Regions from separate parts of the Homo sapiens genome. Here region 2 is linked to region 1. A link is an interaction called in ENCODE POLR2A ChIA-PET data of the cell type or tissue named here. Cell type or tissue: Panc1. All regions are shown on one strand. Each heading gives the region's core, and the rest is flanking DNA. Links, peaks and the distances in the headings are about the cores only.

Region 1 (7,644 bases), core at 2,212-4,711:
ACAAAACAAAACAAAACAAAACGGGAGGCTGAGACAGGAGAATCACTTGAACCTGGGAGGTGAAGGTTGTAGTGAGCTGAGATCATGTCACTGCACCCCACCCCAGCCTGGGCAACTGAGACTCTGTCTCAAAAAAAAAAAAAATTAAAACCTTTCTGAGCCTCAGTTTCTCTGTCTGTTACATTGGGATCCCCACTCCCCCTCAGTGTGAGTTCAGGAGCCTAAGAATAAGGGACATACCAATTTTTTTTTTTTTTTTTTTTTTTGAGATGGAGTCTCGCTCTGTCGCCCAGACTGGAGTGCAGTGGTGCGATCTCGACTCACTGCAAGCTCCGCCTCCCGGTTCACACCATTCTCCTGCCTCAGCCTCCGGAGTGGCTGGGACTGCAGGCACCCGCCACCATGCCCGGCTAATTTTTTGTGTTTTTTAGTAGAGACGGGGTTTCACCGTGTTAGCCAGGACGGTCTCAACTCCTGACCTCATGATCCGCCCGCCTCGGCCTCCCAAAGTGCTGGGATTACGGGCGTGAGCCACCGCGCCTGGCGGGACATACCAATGTGACTAGGAGCTGCGCTTGTGTGCTGGGGGCAGAGCAGTGGGAACCCAAGTCCTGCCATCCCCCGTCCTCTCTGTCCCTCCCTAGCTCCCCTCTCCCAGGGACAGAGGCGTCATTAAATGTGGCTTTTCCTGACAGTTATTGGCCGGGCGCTGTGGCTCACGCCTATAATCCCAGCACTTTGGGAGGCCGAGGCAGGTGGATCACCTGAGGTCAGGAATTCAAGACCAGCCTGGCCAATATGGCGAAACCCCATCTCTACTAAAAATACAAAAATTAGCCAGGCGTGGTGGCGGGCGCCTGTAGTCCCAGCTACTCGGGGGGCTGAGGCAGGAGAATCGCTTGAACCTGGGAGGCAAAGGTTGTAGTGAGCCGAGATCACGTCACTGCACCCCACCCCAGCCTGGGCGACTGAGTGAGACTCTGTCTCAAAAAAAAAAAAAAATTAAAGCCTTTCTGAGCCTCAGTTTCTCTGTCTGTTACATTGGGATCCCCACTCCCTCTCAGTGTGAATTCAGGAGCCTAAGGATAAGGGACATACCAATTTCTTTCTTTTTTTTTTTTTTTGAGACGGAGTCTTGCTCTGTCACCCAGGCTGGAGTGCAGTGGCGCGATCTCGACTCACTGCAAGCTCCGCCTCCCGGGTTCACACCATTCTTCTGCCTCAGCCTCCCGAGTAGCTGGGACCACAGGCGCCCGCCACCATGCCCAGCTAATTTTGTCTTTTTTAGTAGAGACGGGGTTTCACCATGTTAGCCAGGATGGTCTCGATCTCCTGACCTCGTGATCCGCCCGCCTTGGCTGGCGGCGGGGATTACAGTGCTGGCGGCGGGGATTACAGTGCTGGGATTACAGGCGTGTAATCCCATTACAGGGAGGCTGAGGCAGGAGAATCCAGCTTGAACCCAGGAGGTTCAAGCTGCTTGAACTCCTGCTTGAACCCAGGAGGCAGAGGTTGCAGTGAGTCAAGATCCGCCACTGCACTCCAGCCTGGGCAACAGAGCAAGCGAGACTCCGTCTCAAAAAAAAAATACTTTGGGAGGCTGAGGCGAGCGGATCACCTGAGGTTAGGAGTTTGAGACCTGCCTGACCAACATGGAGAAACCCTGCCTCTACTAAAAATACAAAATAAGCCTGGCGTGGTGGCACATGCCTGTAATCCCAGCCACTCAGGAGGCTGAGGCAGGAGAATCACTTGAACCCAGGAGGTGGAGGTTTCGGTGAGCCAACATCGCGCCATTGCACTCCAGCCTGGCCTGGGCAACAAGAGCGAAACTCCGTCTCAAAAAAAAACAACAACAAAAAAAAAAAACAAAAAAACACAGTTATTCTTGCCTAAGCCTTTCTCTCCTGCCTCCACCTTCCCCCGCCTCGACCTGGCACGACCACTTCTCCTGGCAGGGCCCTGACACTTTGCCCATGAACTTCTGTTTCAAAAAGAAAGAAAAGAAATGCAAGAAGGAAATCTTGCCAGCTGCGCATGCCGGAGGGGCTGCGTCGTCGCGACCAGGAAGCAAGCGAAGCCTACCCAGCTGGTTTCCTGCCTGAGTCAACGGTGGCTGGGGGTGCTGCAGGGGGCTGGCAGAAGGGAGGGACCCTCAGAAAGCTAGGGTGGAGATATCCACGAGCTGGGGGTCCTTGTCTCCACCTTCATCTGAGCCCCCAGGGTAGCCCCATCTTCCACGGGTTGAGAGCACACGTGGTTTGGGGTCAGGAGCTGTACATGCCTAGACAGTGAGCTCACGCTGGGCGCGGGCAGGATCAATCTGGCTTCCATTTCCCCAAAGCCCAAGCTTGCTGGCTTTACTGAGAAGGAAGGACGCAGGTGGTTGGAACTACCCCCATCAAACTCCTTTTTTTCCTCTTTTTTTTTTTTTTTTTTTTTTTTGAGACAAGAGTCTTGCTATATTGTCCAGGCTGGTCTTGAACTCCGAGGCATAAGCGATCCTACCTCCTCTGCCTTTCAAGTAGATGGGACTGGCTGGGCACAGCCCCTCACACCTGTAATCCCAGCACTTTGGGAAGCCAAGGTGGAAGGATCGATCGCTTGAGCCCAGGAGCTCAAGATCAGCCTGGCCAACATAGTGAGACCCCATCTCTTTTAAAAAAATTGTTTTAAAAAATTAGCCAGGCATAGTGCTACACGCCTGCAGTCTCAGCTACTCACGAGGCTGAGGCAGGTGGACCACTTGAGCCCGGGAGGTTGAAGCTGCAGCAAGTCGTGATCACGCCATTGCACTTCAACCCACGCAACAGAGCAAGACCCTGTCTCAAAACAGGGTTAGCTGTTTGAAGGCAGGGCGTAGTGGCTCCCACCTGTAATCCCAGCACTTTGGGAGGCGGAGGAGCGTGGATGACCTGATGTCAGGAGTTCGAGACCAGCCTGGCCAACATGGTGAAACCCCATCTCTACTAAAAATACAAAAATTAGCCGGGTTTGCCCTGTGATCCCAGCTACTCAGGAGGCTGAGGCAGGAGAATAGCTTGAACCCGGGAGGCGGAGGCTGTAGTGAGCTGAGATCGCTCCACTGCACTCCAGCCTGAGCAACAGAGCAAGACTCTCTCTCTGTCTGTCTCTCTCTCTATATATATATGTTAGTATCTATTGTTAGAGAATTAAATAAGACATTCTCACCCTCTGATACCCCATTCTGTGTTCCTCCTAAAGTCTACCCACTGGCCTAGAGTGACTTCTCTGATTCAGCATTACAGGACGTACATTGGAGCCCTTTCAAAGCTAGACTTAGCCGACATAGCCACGTATCAGATGCTGAAGAGGGCTGCTGGGAAAAGCCAGCCCTGAGGTCCTGTTTGCAAGGGGAGCACCAGAAAGACATGCTTTTCATTTTTGTTCTGTCTTGGTTTGTTTTTTCTTGAGACGAGGTCTGGCTCTGTCGCCCAGACTGGAGTGCAGTGGCGCAATCATGGCTCACTGCAGCCTCAACCTTCTAGGCTCAAGCAATCCTCCCACCACAGCTTCCTGAGTAGCTGGGACTACAGATGCGCACCACCACACCCGGTTAATTAAAAAAAAAAAAAATTTAGGCCAGGCACAGTGGCTCACACCTGTAATCCCAGCACTTTGGGAGGCCGAGGCAGGCAGATAACCTGAGGTCAGGAGTTTGAGACCAGCCTGGCCAACATGGTGAAACCCCGTCTCTAGTAAAAATACAAAAATTTTCTGGGTATAGTGGCGCTCGTCTATAGTCCCAGTTACTCGGGAGGCTGAAACAGGAGAATTGCTTGACCCTAGGATGTGGAGCTTGCAGTGACCTGAGACTCGCCACCGCACTCCAGCCTGGGCAACAGAGCAAGACTCCATTTCAAAATAAATAAATAAACTAATAAATAAATAGGCCAGGTGCAGTGGCTCACGCCTGTAATCCCAGCACTTTGGGAGGCCGAGGTGGGTGGATCACAACGTCAGGAGTTCGAGACCAGCCTGGCTAACACGGTGAAACACCGTCTCTATTAAAAATACAAAAAAATTAGCCCGGTGTGGTGGCACATGCCTGTAAACCCAGCTACTCGGGAGGCTGAGGCAGGAGAATCACTTAAACCCGGGAGGCAGAGGTTACAGTGAGCCAAGATCGCACCACTGCACTCCAGCCTGGGCTACACAGCAAGACTCCATCTCAAAAATTAAAAAATAAATAAATAAATAAACATCAAATAAATTTTTAGAAATGGGGGAGGGGGGTCTCGCTATATTGCCCAGCCTGGTCTTGAACTCCTGGACTCAAGCAATCCTCCCACTTCAGCTTCCCCAAGTGCTGGGATTACAGGTGTGAGCCACTGCACCCGGCCATCCTTTGCTTGAACTCCTCCCTGTGTCTCCTCTGACCCCAGTTACTCACTCCCCATAAGTCTAAATCCTATGCAAGGAGATACCCCAGTAAGTCTAGGGCTCCAAAGCAGCCCCCAGTTGACTTCCACTAGTCCAGCTCCTACTGCTGGGTGACCTCAAGCAAGTGGCTCAGCCTCTCCAAGCCTCAGTTTCCTCCTCTAAGAAATGGAAGTGACAGTCCCCACTTTGCAACACTGTTTGACGGCTTATACTTCAGCGTTTATCTCCATAGCTACGGGCATTGCATGAGCACTCAACACATTATTATTATTGCTATTTCTGTTGCTATCACTGTGGCAGGCTGTGGTTTCTCAAGACGGGCACTGTCTAACAGAAATACAACTCAAGCCGGATGTGGTGGCTCACGCCTGTAATCCCAGCAATCTGGGAGGCCGAGGCGGAAGGATTGCTTGAACTCAGGAATTCAAGACCATGGGCAACACAACAAGACTTCCTCTCTATCAAAATTCAAAAAAATTGGCCAGGCATGCTGGCTCACACCTGTAATCCTCACACTTTGGGAAGCAGAAGCAGGCAAATCACCTGAGGTCGGGAGTTCCAGACCAGCCTGACCAACATGGAGAAACCCCGTCTCTACTAAAAATACAAAAATTAGAAGGGCATGGTGGCGGGTGCCTGTAATCCCAGCTACTTGGGAGGCGAGGCAGGAGAATCGCTTGAACCCGGGAGGTGGAGGCTGCGGTGAGCCGAGATCACGCCATTGCACTCCAGCCTGGGCAACAAAAGCGAAACTCCGTCTCAAAAAAAAAAAAAAATTAACCAGGGATGGTGGCTCACGCCTGTAATCCCAGGACTTTGGGAGGCCAAGGCAGGTGGATCACTTGAAGTCAGGAGTTCGAGACCAGCCTGGCCAACATGGTAAAACCCCATCTCTATTAAAAATGCAAAAATTGGCCGGGTGTGGTGACGCACACCTATAGTCCCAGCTACTTGGGAGGCTGAGGCAGGAGACTTGCTTGAACCCAAGGTTCAAGTGAGGTTGCAGTGAGCCGAGATCGCGCCACTGCACTCCAGCCTGGTGACAGAGCGAGACTCCGGCTCAAAAAAAAAAAAAACAAAAAACAAAAAAGGAAAAAAAGAAAGAAATACAACTTGAGACACATATATACTTTTATTTATTTATTTATTTACTTATTTATTTTTGAGATAGCATCTCACTGTGTTGCCTAGCCCAGTCACAAACTCCTGGACTCAAGTGCTGCTCTCCGCTCAGCCTCCCAAAGTGCTGTGTTTACAGGGACCAACCACTGTGCCCTGCCACATATGTTATTTTATTTTATTTTACTTTATTTATTTATTTTATATATATATATATATATTTTTTTTGAGATGGAGTCTCACTCTTTCACCCAGGCTGGAGTGCAGTGGTGCGATGTTGGCTCACTGCAACCTCTGCCTCCCAGGTTCAAGCGATTCTCCTCCCTCAGCCTCCCACGTAGCTGGGATTACAGGCACGCACCACCATGCCTGGCTAATTTTTTGTATTTTTAGTAGAGACAGGTTTCACCATGTTGGCCAAGCTGGTCTTTTTTTTTTTTTTTCTTTTTTTGAGACGGAGTCTCGTTCTGTCGCCCAGGCTGGAGTGCAACACTGTGATCTCAGCTTACTTCAACCTCCACCTCCCGGGTTCACGCCATTCTCCTGCCTCAGCCTCCCAAGTAGCTGGGATTACAGGCACCCGCCACCAGGCCCAGCTAATTTTTTGTATTTTTAGTAGAGACGGGGTTTCACTATGTTGGCCAGGCTGGTCTCAAACTCCTGACCTTGCGATCCGCCCTCCTCGGCCTCCCAAAGTGCTGGGATTACAGGAGTGAGCCACCGCGCCCCGCCTAAGCTGGTCTTAAACTCCTGACCTCAGATGATCTGCCCGCCTCGGCCTTCCAAAGTGCTGGGATTACAGCCCTGAGCCACTGTACCCAGCCTACATACGTAATTTAAATGTCCTGAAACCATGTAAAAGAAAATATATGAAATCAATTTTAATAATGTATTTTATTAAACCAAGTTTATCTAAAATATAATTTCAACATGTTAACAACACTAAACATTTGCTTTCTTTTGTTCTGTCTTTTTTTTTTTTTTTTTGAGACAGAGTCTCACTTTGTTGCCCAGGCTGGAGTGCCGTGGTGCAATCTTGGCTCACTGCAAACTCCGCCTCCTGGGTTCAAGTGATTCTCCTGCCTCAGCCTCGCAAGCAGCTGGGATTACAGGCGCCCGCCACCACGCCCAGCTGATTTTTGTTTTGTTTTGTTTTGTTTTGTTTTTTGAGGCGGAGTCTTGCTCTATTGCCCAGGCTGGAGTGCAGTGGCGCGATCTCAGCTCACTGCAAGCTCCACCTCCCGGGTTCACGCCATTCTCCTGCCTCAGCCTCCGGAGTAGCTGGGACTACAGGTGCCCGCCCCCACGCCAGGCTAATTTTTTTGTATTTTTAATAAAGACGGGGTTTCACCGTGTTAACCAGGATGGTCTGCATCTCCTGACCTCATGATCCGCCCGCCTCGGCCTCCCGAAGTGCTGGGATTACAGGCGTGAGCCACTGTGCCCGGCCCTAATTTTTGTATTTTTAGTAGAGACGGGGTTTCACCATGTTGGCCAGGCTGGTCTTGAACTCCAGACCTCAGGTGATCCGCCTGTCTCAGTCTTCGAAAGTGCTGGGATTACAGGTGTGAGACACCTTGCCCGGCCTCGTTTTCTGTTTTTTTGTTTGTTTGTTTGTTTTCCTGAGACGGTCACACTGTCACTCCGGCTGGAGCACAGTGATACAATCATATCTCACTGTAGCCTGAACCTCTTGGGCTCGAGAGATCCTCCTGTCACAGCCTCCAGAGTAGCTGGGACTACTGGCTTGTGCCACCACGCCCAGCTGATTTTCTTATTTTTTAATAGAGATGGGTTTTCGCCATGTTGCCCATGCTGGTCTCAAACTCCTGGGCTCAAGTGATCTTCCCACCTCACCATCCCAAAGTGCTGGGATTCCAGGCGTGAACCACCGCGCCTGGCCAAAACATTCTTTTTTTTTTTTTTTTGGAGTCTCACTCTGTCCCCCAGGCTGGAGTGCAGTGGCGCAATCTTGGCTCACTGCAACCTCTGCCTCCTGGGTTCCCACCATTCTCCTGCCCTAGCCTCCCTAGTAGCTGGGACTATAGGCGCCTGCCACCATGCCCGGCTAATTTTTTGTATTTTTAGTAGAGAAGGGGTTTCACTGTGTTAGCCAGGATG
Region 2 (5,325 bases), core at 141-2,640, 760 kb after region 1:
GAGTAGCTGGGATTACAGGCATGCACCACCCCACACCTGGCTTATTTTTGTATTTTTAGTAGAGACAGGGTTTCACCATGTTGGCCAGGCAGGTCTCGAACTCCTGACCTCAAATGATCCTCCCGCCTCAGCCTCCCAAAGTGCTAGGATTACAGGTGTGAGCCAACGTGCCGGGCCTGGAGAATAGTTTAACAAAATCTCCCAGCCAGGGGTGGGGGATCCACAGAGGACAGAGCTGGAGAATCCCTATCCAAATACTGGTGTGGGGATGGTTTCTGGAGAGGCTGGCTGTGTGGTCTTGGTCTGAATGTGACAAAATACCTCCGAGAAGCCTCTGCCCCTGACTCACCCAGGCCACACTCATCACCTTGTCACCTCATGTTTGAGTTCTCCACACAGCACTTGGCACCTTCTGATAAGGCATGTTTGTGTAAGCCCCTGGCTCTCCCCTGTAACCCCTGGCCCTGGGGAGGGTCTCTGGATACTTGTGGAACGAGTATGTGTATGTTTGATAGAGGCCACTGTCTTACGGAGCACACAGGACAGGCTCAGCCGTTCAGCCGCATAATTGATGCCTGCCCTCAAAAGTCACTGCAACTGATCAGGACGAGGATGCTTGCATGATCTCGGGGTGTGCGGCCATTCTATGGGACTGGCAGGTCTGGCTTTGAGTGCGGGTCCTGAGCTTATAGCATATCCTTGGTGATAGTAGCAGAGGGTTCTGCTCTTCCATGAACCGGGCTCATCTTTTGCTGCTGCGGTGTTTGGCCATTCCTTTTTTTTTTTTTTTTGAGACAGGGTCTCACTCTGTCGCCCATGCTGGAGTGCAGTGGCACGATCACGGCTCCCTGCAACTCCAACTCCTGGGTTCAAGGGATTCTTGTGCCCCGGCCTCCCAAGTAGCTGAGACCACAGGTGCATGCCATCACGCCCGGCTAATTTGAAAATTTTCTGTAGAGATGGGGTCTTGCTGTGTTGCCTAAGCTGGTCTTGAACTCATGGGCTCCAGTGATCCTCCTGCCTCTGTTTCCCAAAGTGCTGGGATTACAGACAAGAGCCACCATGCCCAGCACGTGGCTTGTTTTGAACCATTGACACATCAGAATCTAGGAACTGCGGTGTCCTTTTCACTCCTTCCCTTCTCTGTTCCCTCCCTGGTCCAAGCACCTGAGTCTCTGCCCTGAGTTGTTTCTAAGCCTCTCACCACTGTCTCTGAAGCCACATTTGCTCCCTTACTGTTCCTCTGTCCCCAGCAGAGAGATGATTCTTCAAGAAACCAAAGCAGCCTGTGGCATTCCAGCGATTCCTCATTGCTCAAGGGTAAAACCTAAAGCACTTGTCTTGGCTCTGCTCCAGCCTGCTGCTTAGCTGCTCCCCCTAAAATTTACTCTGTTCCAGCCTCCGGGTGTCACCCGCTTCCCCAAAGCTCTGTGCTACCCCAGGGCCTTTGCATTCCCCGCCAGGGAGCCTCATGCTGGCCCTCAGCTGAAATCCCATTTCCTCAGCAGGGTCCTCCCGGGCACACCCACTGTGGCCCTCTGGGCCCTCTGCACCGCTGTCTCCTCTCCACAGCTCCTGGTACATCGTGACCCCGTATTATGTAATAGGTGCTTTGTTCATGTCCCCTTGAGCACCAGCAAGCCTAGGGGGTGGGGGGGATAGCCTCTCTCAGTCGTGCGCACTGTCATATCCCGGCCCTTGGATCGCTGCCCGCACGCTCTTGTTACACCCGCCTGACTGCCATTCATCACTGAGCCCAGCAGCTGGCACAGGCAGGCCCGACGCAGCAAGGGGCACAGTCCGTGTTGGTTGCGTGCATGGCGAGTGCAAACTGCACAGTTAGCAGAAAAGGTTTTTGGGAGTGACAGACACCCCTGCACACGGTTGAGCCCTTTGTAGGTCTCCGTGTGACAAGTACATCCCTGCTGTGCTTGGGAAAGGGCTGCGGCTTGGGAAAGGGCTGTGTGGGTTCCCTGGCTTCTTCCTGCTGTCCCCGAGGAGCATCGGAAATGGGTCACAACGCAGCAGGTAACCGCAGCCTCCCTCAGGCAGAGCTGAGTGGCTCAGTATTCCATCCAAGGCCTGATCAGAGCTCCTCTGGGCCACATAGAGCCCCCAGGACATGGCTGGACTAGGAGTTGGGACCCTGATCTCCCTTCCTGGCTGGGTCACGCCCGCCATGCCACTGACTCTTGGGGGACCTGCCTGGAAGGTGAGGAAGTGATCCATGCTAGCTCGTCCCTGGGGACCAAGTCCTTCTGCACCTGGGGTGGTCACAAATCTGCTTTCAGAAAAATCATGGGGGCGGCGCTGGGGGCTACTCAGCTGGGAAATCATTACAGACATTTCCGATCATAGATCACACTGAAAGTTTTTGGGCATCTAACTCAGAAGGAATTCTAGATTTGGGATTTTTTTTTTTGCTCTGAGAAAACTCCACCCTAGGCCAGGTGTAGTGGCTCACACCTGTAATTTCAGCACTTTGGAAGGCTGAGGTGGGCGGATCACTTGAGGTCAGGAGTTCAAGACCAGCCTGGTCAACATGCTGAAACCCCTCTTCTACTAAAAATACAAAAATTAACCAGGTGCAGTGGCACGTGTCTGTAATCCTGGCTACTTGCGAGGCTGAGGCAGGAGAATTGCTTGAACCCGGGAGGCAGAGGTTGTAGTGAGCAACCTCCTGCAGAAATTTTCTTTTTATTTATTTATTACAGAAACAGGGCTCTCACTATCTTGGCCTGGCTGCATGCACTACCGTGTCTAGCCTGGATTTTTCTTTCTATGCTTAGAACCTTTGGTCACTGAAATATTTCTTAAACATTATTTTTTCTTTTCTTTTTTTAAGACGGAGTCTTGCTCTGTTGCCCTGGCTGGAGTGCCGTGTCGCGATCTTGGCTTGCTGCAACCTCCACCTCTGAGGGCGGGTTCAAGCCATTCTCCCACCTTAGCCTCCCAGGTAGCTGGGACTACAGGTGCACACCACTACGCCCAGCTAACTTTAGTATTTTTAGTAGAAACAGGGTTTCACTATGTTGGCCAGGCTGGTCTCAAACTCCTGACCTCAAGTGATCTGATCTGCCCGCCTTGGCCTCCCAAAGTGCTGGGATTACAGGCATGAGCCACTGCACCCAGCCTAAAAATTAAATTTCAATTTGATCAACATGATAGGGTAATCAGTGCTAACCTTCAGTCATAAACATGTATTATAATAAGATCCTATGAAGGAGGGAAACAGAAACCAACGTCAAAGCAAAAAGAGAGCCAATGTTAAAGAGCTTATTCATAGCCTCTTATTTTTTTTTAAAGGGATAATGGTAGGTTTCAAATTACTGAAGCATTTAGACTCTAGATAGATTTAACAGAGTCCTGTAAATGTTTATGTAAAATTTTTAATACCGACAGTAGGCCAGAAATGACATCTTTTGCAACTCTTAAAGCTTGGGTAAAAATATTAGTTACAGGCGTGAGCCACCGTACCTGGCCTATTTTATTTTATTTTATTTTATTTTATGTTTTTTGAGACAGAGTCTCAGTCTGTTGCCCAGGCTGGAGTGCAGTGGCATGAACTCTGCTCACTGCAACCTCTGCCTCCCAAGTTCAAGTGATTCTCGTGCCTCAGTCTCCAGAGTAGCTGGGACTACAGGCATGTGCCACCACACCTGGCTAATTTTTTGTATTTTCAGTCGAGATGAGTTTTCACCATGTTAGCTAGGATGGTCTCAAACTCCTGACCTCAGGTAATCCACCTGCCTTGGCCTCCCAAAGTTCTGGGATTACAGGTGTGAGCCACTGTACCTAATATTTTTTTTTTTTTTTGAGTCAGGGTCTCATTCTGTCACCCAGGTTGGAGTGCAATGGTGCTATTATAGTTCACTGCAGCTTGGGCCTCCTGGGCTTAAGTGATACTCTTGCCTTAGCTTCCTGATTATGCTAGGACTACAGGTGCATACCACCTACAGCCGGCTACTTTTGTTTTTTTTTGGTAGAAATGGGGTCTTGCGATGTTGCCCAGGTTGGTCTTGGGTCTTGGGTCTTGGACTCTGGGCCTCGAGGGATCCTCCTGCCTTGGCCTCCCAACCATGTGTGTGTTTAATGGGCATTTCTTTTTTTTTTTTTTTTTTGAGACGGAGTCTCGCTCTGTCACCCAGGCTGGAGTGCAGTGGTGTGATCTCAGTTCACTGCCACCTCTGCCTCCTGGGTCAAGCGATTCTTCTGCCTCAGCCTCCCAAGTAGCTGGGACTACAGGCGCCCACCACCATGCCCAGCTAATTTTTTGTATTTTTTGTAGAGATGGGGTTTCACCGTGTTAGCCAGGATCGTGTCGATCTCCTGACTTCATGATCCGCCCCCTCGGCCTCCCAAAGTGCTGGGATTACAGGTGTGAGCCACTGTGCCTGGGCCTAATGGGCATTTCAAACTTTACATGTCCAAAATGGAGCTTCTGATTTTTCCTCTTGAACCTGCATTTCCCCACCCCCTTGGTGGCAGTTCCGGCCTGTTTGTTACCCAGGCCCTAAGCTGTTTGACTCTGCTCTTTCTCTCATGCCTCATGTCCAAATGTCAGCACATCCCTTAGCTCAGCATTCTAGAATTTAACCACTTCTCATCAGCCTCACTGCCGTTACCAGGCCTAAGCCAGGGGTTGGCAAACTTAATCCAGCTAGCAAAGATCTTAGGCTTTGCCTAAGGGTCTCTGCAGCACTGCTCATCTCTGTCGTCTCTTTTTTTTCTTTTAGAGACGGAGTTTTGCACTGTCGCCCAGGCTGGAGTGCGGTGGTGCGATCTCGACTCACTGCAACCTCCGCTTCCCAGGTTCAAGCAATTCTCCTGTCTCAGCCTCCCAAGTAGCTGGGATTACAGGCACGCATCACCACGTCTGGCTAATTTTTGTATTTTGGTAGAGACGGGTTCACCATGTTGGCCAGGCTGGTCTCAAACTCCTGATTTCAAGTGATCTGCTCACTTTGGCCTCCCAAAGTGCTGTGATTACAGGCGGGAGCCACCGCATCCAACCATCTCAGACATCTCAGCAGCAGTGATACCACTGTGGCAGCCACAGATGACATCCAGTGAGCATGGCGTGTTCAATACAACTCTATTTATGGACACCAAAATTTGAATTTAATTTTCACATATCATGAAATAGGTTTCTTTGATTTTTTTTTTCCATCCGCTTAAAAAGGTAAAAACGTCATGTATTTTTTAAAAGATAAAACAAAAGTTAAAGCCATTTTTAGTCGGTTCAAAAGCCGGCAGTAGACCAGAGTTGCCCTATCGGCTGTAGTTTGCTGACCCATTTGTCTAAGCCATCATTACCTTCACAGA

What was found. ChIA-PET counts read pairs that join two places held together with the same protein. Peaks named below come from ENCODE experiments on the same cell type or tissue, not always from the same donor. Only the 100,000 strongest peaks of a DNase experiment are listed, where the experiment ranks them.
Region 2: POLR2A ChIA-PET joins it to region 1 with 7 read pairs; 3 of 35 experiments call an interaction of 5 or more read pairs at or near these places.

Annotation. Positions count from the first base shown.
Region 1 is chr19:13,785,807-13,793,450 of GRCh38, forward strand. No RefSeq gene overlaps it. Among named protein-coding and RNA genes, the nearest start is that of ZSWIM4, 5.8 kb to the right of the region's middle. RefSeq lists enhancers at 53-1,014, 2,079-2,368. In Panc1, for the core only: no CTCF peak of the experiment used is centred there; no DNase peak of the experiment used is centred there; H3K4me3 peaks cover 19 bases; H3K27ac peaks cover 263 bases.
Region 2 is chr19:14,543,861-14,549,185 of GRCh38, forward strand. All of the region lies in intron 1 of TECR (trans-2,3-enoyl-CoA reductase), which reads left to right. It also overlaps a transcript of DNAJB1 not described here. Among named protein-coding and RNA genes, the nearest start is that of TECR, 17 kb to the left of the region's middle. In Panc1, for the core only: no CTCF peak of the experiment used is centred there; no DNase peak of the experiment used is centred there.